2 separate regions of the Homo sapiens genome follow, and region 1 is linked to region 2. The links are chromatin loops, found by intact Hi-C in ENCODE. Cell type or tissue: PC-3. All regions are shown on one strand.

The links. Peaks named below come from ENCODE experiments on the same cell type or tissue, not always from the same donor. Only the 100,000 strongest peaks of a DNase experiment are listed, where the experiment ranks them.
Region 1: it touches region 2 in a loop (6-fold over the local background); 6 of 110 quality-filtered maps call a loop at or near these places.

Annotation. Positions count from the first base shown.
Region 1 is chr7:80,276,511-80,280,510 of GRCh38, forward strand. No RefSeq gene overlaps it. Among named protein-coding and RNA genes, the nearest start is that of GNAI1, 140 kb to the left of the region's middle. In PC-3, no CTCF peak of the experiment used is centred here; no DNase peak of the experiment used is centred here; H3K27ac peaks cover 2,028 bases.
Region 2 is chr7:80,390,649-80,394,648 of GRCh38, forward strand. No RefSeq gene overlaps it. Among named protein-coding and RNA genes, the nearest start is that of GNAT3, 120 kb to the right of the region's middle. In PC-3, a CTCF peak has its summit at 1,813 (motif pointing left); no DNase peak of the experiment used is centred here.

The DNA of each region.
Region 1 (4,000 bases), 110 kb before region 2:
TATAATTTCATACTTTAGAAAATAATTTGTTTAGTTAAGCTAGTTTAACTTTATTTAAACTCGCAGATAAACACATTATGGTAAACCCATACAATGGAATATTACTTGGTCATTAGAGGGAATGAAGCAGTGATGCATGCTACATGGATCAATCTTGAAAACATTATGTAAAGTGAAAAAAGCCAGACACAAAAGGTCACATATTGTTTAGTTCCACTTATATGACATGTTCAGAACAGGCAAATCTACTGAGATATAAAGTTTTATAGATTACTGGTTATTTATGGCTGAGGGAATGATATGGCTGAGAGGATGGACCAATGAGGAATAATAGCTGAAGTTTATAGGATTTCTTTGTGGTGATGAAAATGTTCTCAAATTGACTGTGGACATGGTTGTACATGTCTGTGAATATATTAAAAATTATCGAATTGTGAACTTTGAATGTTTGGATTATATTGTTTATTAATTATATCTGTGAATAAATCTGTCAAAAAACCTTCTTAAAGGTTAGTTGCAATGGAGAATCTGAATCCATTTCAATGAACATTTCATACTTTGCAACATAAAATCAATTGATCTATCCAAAGCATGTAAACTTTGATTGGATCTTTGACTTTGACTGGCAGACACCCTAAAAGGGTCTCAGAGACAGCCAAGATCCCCAAACTGCAGCTGGAGAACTGTTGTGTTAAGCTACAGAGTTTGAACTTCAGAAAGGTACAATTTGTTTTTTTTTTTTTTTTTTTTTAAAAAAGCTCTTTCTCAACTTGTGTGAGTTCCTGGAGTAAACTATTTCTGGTTAGGTTGGAAGTAATATTCAAACTTTTTTTTTAGATAGAGTACAAAAACATTTACATTTCTATCAGTCTAGAAATAATGGCAAATGCATGTGAGATGCAGGTCAACTAAGGAGACTAGTGAGGCTGGAAATGAAGATTTTTGGGAAAAAATATTGGATGCTTTTACAGATAAAGCATTTAATACCATGAGAAAGCTGTCTGAACTCAGATAGTTTTGGAAATCTGACTCTGAGTAGTAGTGGGAGAGAAAGAAAAGCTGGATACAGAGTAATACCGCAGGCAGAACCCAGGAAGTTCCTTGTTAATGTTCACCAGACACAGGGAAAATCATTTCCTTAAGAAACAAAAGAGGTGGGGTCCACGTGACTATCCTTGACGTAAATTAACATTCTTTCTCACTTAAAAAGTAGCAATAAATAGCTCTTACTTATATAGCCAAAGGTTAAAGAGTGAATTTTAAAAACATTTTAATGTAATAAGTTATCTATTTTTATGCATGTATAGTCAGGAGAACAACAAAATTGGGCACAATAAAATTGCTGTATAAATATATTGTACTGGAGTAGAAAGAGCAAAAGATAGAAGGCATAAGAAAGATGGACAAGTTTGGGGTAACCATTGCATGCCAAGACTTGATCATTCAGGAGCAAACTTTCCCAACTACTCTGCCAGAAACTCAGTCTCCCGTTGTGATAAAACAGTCTTCACACTCTCATATTTCAGAGCTGACATGTGTTTTATCCTATTTATTCACTCACTCAAGCCACTCTATTATTTAATGACTAAGCCTTCAGAGGCCATTTAAACTTCAGTTTATGTGCTTGTTTGATCCTGGCACAAATACCTTAAAGGTTAATTTAGATTTTCATCGTTTCACTTGAATTTGTTTCTTAATGAGTCATCCTTTCAACTAATATTTATGAACTGTGTACAGGGTGTTACTATAAACAGCAAACTTGCTCTTCCCTTAACAAAACACACTTATAAAACTTTTATCTTCGGGTAAGACTATAAATGTGTGTATACATACCACAGATTGGTGTGTGTATGTAAATACCACAGATTGGTATGTGTAACAGTTTTTAACTTCATAGAAATTATTGCTAGATAAAAAGGTGGTTTTATTGAAAAGGAGCAGCACACTCTCTTTTTCTAGAACACACTGATTCCTGTGAAATAACTTGCAGTATGAGATTGGCTGTTCTTGGACCATATTACAAAAGAGCTTAATTATTAGAGTAAACAAAGGTATGTATTACATAGAGCTCTCATTTATAAAGATGGGGGTCAGAGCTTGGGCCCAAAATCTAATACAGTATCTTCCAAAATTGATTTATGTTCACTTCGGTTTCTCCAACTAAAGAAATATGATTTCATAATATTGAACAATACTCTTTAGTTTCTATGTGTCTTCATTTCTTACTTAAACTCTGTATTCTGGCTTTTATGATTCAATTGTTAGATTAAACAACTCCAACTTTGGTTCCAGGTTTTATGTTTGAAAATTCTGATGTCAAAAATGAAAGCACATTTTCTTAGTTCAAACAACAACAACAACAAACCACAAAGCAGGTTAAATGTATTTCTCTGAAATTAACTGTCACCCTTTTCTGAAGAGTGAACTGTATTTGGATTGTGTGACAGAATGTGCTCTTTTAGTCATGATTTATTGCTGTTGTTGAGACTGCTCTAAGAATGCGATTTCAGGGTATTCTAAAAAATGAATATTATTTTTTAGAAATGTGCATTCAGTTTATTTACTCGTCTGCTTGGCCAGATGATAATATCAGAATGACACTGCAAATTTTTTTGTTATCAGGATTTTAATAAAAATGAAATACAGATAATTCAGGAGTTAGAAAAATTTATTTATTTATTTATTTATTTACATGGTCAAAACTAAAAAGAGAGGACTGCAAGCAGAATCTTGGCTAGAGAAATGCCAGACAGAACTGAACATGCCGAGCACTAGTGATAACTGTAACACTGAAGGAGTGAATGGCACTGTAAAATTGTCTTATGTGCCTTTCATTTGTTTCTTTGATATGTGCCCATTATTTTGCATAAACATGCAAAGTGGAATGTAAACTAGAGTCATAAAACCATAAAATTCAGATCTGGAATCTCTTAATTTTAATAATGAGAACCTCGGACTAATTAGTCAATGTTAGGTCTCTTTATCCACATTTTTCACATATAACTTTATGGAATTTTCAATTCCCTTACACAGATATGTAATTTTATAGACCTCATTATTGTGATGTACATCACAGTGCCAAGTTGACTTTGTTTTCTAATAAAAGCTTTCCTTGCCCTTTTAATTTTTATCTTAGGAAGGAAATGATTGTAAAACTATCTAAATTAATACATTGCCCTTTGGAACCATATTATTGATGCCTCTTAAATAATTGTTTTGTCCTTTAGTGAGGAAACAAACTCCTCTCCAGTCATTTTTTTCTTTGTTTTTCTATTAAAATGATTCGAATAGCCTTGACCTATGTGTGTTTATCAAATGCTTGTTGAGGAGTTATCGTCTAGACTAGCTAGTGAGCTTAAGGACTGAAATTGTGGAACCACAGCTGACGCAGCGCTTGCCTGTGAAGATGCCTGCCAGAAACTATGTTCAAGGTTGCTCCATAAATAGTAAATCTTTTTCCTGTGTAGTCTTTAATAGGAGCTTAAAATGGATTTGTAGAGGGCCCTGTGGATTGAACAACAGGAAATTTTAACCAAGTCATTAATAGCTAATGATGTGAACTGTAGGCAACTATCCACCGTCAGTCATAGGAGTAAGAGGAGACAAAGGCCAGATCAAGGAAAGGGAGGGTGGCAGCTTTTACTGCAGCAACTTCTCACTTCCTGCCTAATATATTTGTTATTCCAATGATAAACATAATTCACTGGCTCATTTACTTTTCTCTTTATTTATTTATTTATATATTTATATATGTGCTTATATATTTATAGTTAAATAGAAATGTTTATTTCTAATAAATACTTCTAAATTTATTGTGTTGTTTCCTTGTGTTTTATATTACTTTAAATAACCATAAAACAGCTTACATATTCCTTTTTACATTTGAAGCAAATATTTGTTGAAATGTACTCTGTTAAGAATCACATATCTGATAAACATCTTGTATTCAGAATATATAGAGAGCTCTCAAAACTCAATAGTAAGAAAAACAACTCCGTAA
Region 2 (4,000 bases):
TCTCCTTTGACCTGGAACATTTGTGGGCAATGTATCCACTCTCTCTTTTTGCTTTTATAACTAATACATAAGTGTCATGGCACCCGTAAATCTTTATTGTCCTTATAAATCTCATGTCTATATTCTACACCAGATTGTACACCTGCCCGAGGGAGGTTCATTTCTAAAATTTTCTATGAATATTCAATAGTTAATACCAAGTGGGCACTCAATAAATATTTGTGGAATAAAGGTACGAAATGAAAGCTGAATGCATAATTTTAAAAAAATAGGGTAGTTCAGGTGCATGGTGTAATGTTTAAGGGAAGCAGCTGAAGAATCTGACTGCCTGGTACAAATCAGGGCCCAACTTCATATTACCTGTGGGATTTGGAGAAAGTTATATAACCTAAACATGACTCAGCTTTCAAATATGTAAAATGGGGACATTCGTTGCACTTATCTCATAGGTTGTTAAAAGTTTTTTGAAAAATTAACCTTTTCCATAATGCTAGGAACATTTTCTGGCACCAAGTAAACATTCAACGTTATTCTGCTTAGTATTTACATGATTATTAAGCAATAATTTAAAAATTTACATAAATTAGATAACGTTACGTTAAAGATATTTAAAATTCCAGCTAATCAAATGGATGATCAAATATTCTATCTTATGAAAGTCATTTATTTTTATTAACTAGGAATCTCTTTCACAACATCTCTTATCGAAGGTAAGAAGAAACCACTGAAATATCAAAATCCTTTGATAACTGGAATGAGAATATATTAGTCTGTACTCACACTGGTAATAAAGACATACCTGAGCCTGGGTAATTTATAAAGGAGAGAAGTTTAATGGACTGACAGTTCCACATGGTTGACCTCACAATTGTGGCCTCACAATCATGGCAGAAAACAAAGGAGAAAAAAAGGCACATCTTACATGGTGGCAGGCAAGAGAGAGCTTGTGCAGGGGAATGCCTATTTATAAAACCATTAGATCTCATGAGACTTATTCCCTACCATGAGAACAGTATGGGGGAAACTGCCCCCATGATTCAATTATTTCCACCTAGCCCCACCCTTGACATTTGGGGTTTATTACAATTCAAGGTGAGATTTGGCTGGGGACACAGCCAAAACATAGCAGCGAATAATTCCAGATTCCTAGAATCAAAGTTGTTAATATATGTTATGTGGACGTTTACTTTTTATTGTTATCATTATTATTTTTATGGTTATTTTATTACTACCTAATACATAAAAATTAGTGTAACAAACCGAATTTAAACCTATATCGCCAGTATTCAAGATCACAAGAAGCCATATTAGCATATGTAACAGGATGATGTAAGCAAACCCCACCATCTAGAGCAGTTCAGGGAAGCATGGACAACTGATCAGTTTTTGAAAAATGAAGAAGGATAAAACGTTGGAAAATAAAGCAAGGAGAGTGTGCACGATTGAGAACAGGTGGGATTGATTTAGAATGCCTTCCAAAAGGAGATGTTGATTATGTTGATTAGAAAGGAAATTATTTTAATGTCCAAATCTGGTGGTAGCTTGTTTTTTAAAATGATTCTTTTAGAAAGCAACATAATCTAACTGATGGAAAAATAGTGAGTTGGCAGCCCATTCAAATGAAAAAATTTTGTTAATCAAAAAATTTTTTTCTTATTTAACACATAGCAAAATTTTGCTGCAATGTATTTTTCTGTCTGTTCAACTAAAAATAAAATCAGGATGAAGACTGCAGTTAGTTTCTTCTGTGTATAATTTGAATCCTTAGATTCTAAAATACTGTAGCTTTATTTCTGCCATCTGGTGGTAGAAAATATTGATGTTCTTGCAGTCTGTGAAGCTATATTAATTCTACATACACATGTATTAATATACATTGCTTCCCCAAGGAATAATTTGTCTTAACTGAAATTGGCATGCATTTTAGTATATTGCACAGGGAAAAATGGAATATATTTTCTGTCTCTGAATTTTTCAATCAAAATGTATGATGACCTATTTATTAAATTATTTGCACACAATTATGTTTTATTGTATTAAGTCCTATAAATAAGTTTTTTTTTGGGGGGGCTACAGCTTAAAAAATAATTCAACATGCTCTAAGGCAGTGGTCCCCAACTTTTTTGGCACCAGGGACTGGTTTCGTGGAAGACAATTTTTTCCACGGATTGGGGTGGGGATGAGGAGGATGGTTTCAGGATGAAACTGTTCCACTGCAGATCATCAGGCATTAGTTAGAATTTAACAAGGAGTGTACAACCTCACATGCACAGTTCACAGTAGGGTTCACACTCCTATGAGAATCTGATGCCACCGCTGATCTGACAGGAGGCAGAGTTCAGGCAGTAATTCTCCCTAGCCTGCCACTCATCTCCTGCTGTGCAGCCCAGTTTCTAACAGGCCACGGACTGGTACCAGTCCATGGCCCAGGGTTTGGGACCCCTGTTCTAGATATATTTTTCTCCACATTCTTCTACTCAGTGCATTTTCAGAACACCAAGACATTTTTAAGTAGCTTTAGGATAAATTATTAATTTTGGTTAATATCTATTCAAGAAGGGGCAAGTAATATTGAATGCAAGATGTAAAAGCAAAGTGTAGTTATCAGTGGAGTAAAAGACAAATAGCTGGAAGATCGCTTTTGAGCATTTCGTACTTCCTTCAGTTCTGCAAAGTCCAGTTTATTGTATGCCTTCCTAATTATACAAAGTAGGTAATGCAGCAAGAGTACATGAAGTGGCAACGTGGGGAGTGAGAGACTATAGACATTAAAGTCATTGTAGTAGAAATAAACTTCAGAGAGCTCAGGCTATATAGTCAAGGGTCTCTTCTCCACAGTTTCAGGGTCAAACCTAATTGCTTACCTCTTCTAAGAACCTGACTGCACTCATGACTCCCCTTAAAATATATTTCTCTTAGGCTGAAGCAGGAGAATCGCTTGAACCCAGGAGGCGGAGGTTGCGGTGAGCCGAGATCGTGCCATTGCACTCCAGCCTGGGCAACAACAGCAAAACTCCATCTCAAAAAAAAAAAAAAAAAAAAATATATATATATATATACATATATATATACACACATATATATATATACATACACACATATATATATACATACACATATATATATACACACATATATATATATACATATATATATATATATATATATTTCTTTTCTTTACTAGGTTATTGGGAACCCCTACTGTTCTGTGGCTACCAAGAGGACTTTTCAACGCTGTGGAAAGCTCCTCCTCTTAGAATGATATTAGTCCTGTGTGGCTTATTTCTTTGTTTAAACCTTTGCACCTGCATGTGCAAGAGGAGTGGTTCAGCCTAGACAAAAACATGTTCAATATTGACTGAAGGTTTATTTGCTGTTTCCTTTGAGGTCTCTAGATCTTTCTTCTTTATTTATTTTATTTTTTGGAAGGGTGGGGAAGAACATGGAATTTGGAGGCGAACTACCTAGATTCTAAGCCTAGTTCCTTCTCTTAACTGATTTCATTGAATAATTTGAATCTCAGTAAATTTATCTGTAAAATGGGAATAATGGTAACACACACCCTACCTGCATCAGACATTTTTTGATGATCCATAAATACCCTGTTTCTTAAAGATTTTTAAAATTAGATTGTTAAAAAATGTAAACAATATTCCATGTCAACATTTGTTCTATTCTACTTGCTTTTTTCTGTCACTGGCTCCAGCCAGTTCAAAACAAAGGAAGGAATAATATTTAATAGACAAAGAGAATATTGTTTGAAAGAGAAAAATTTTCCACAAAGGCCAATTTACGATGTAGCCCAAGTATACGAAGAGCTACAGAATGTGCTTTAAGAATAACAGGCCAGGCGCAGTGGCTCACGCCTGTAATCCCAGCACTTTGGGAGGCCAAGGCGGGTGGATCACAAGGTCAGGAGATCGAGACCATCCTGGCTTACATGGTGAAACGCTGTCTCTACTAAAAATACCAAAAAAAATTAGCCAGGCCTGGTGGCGGG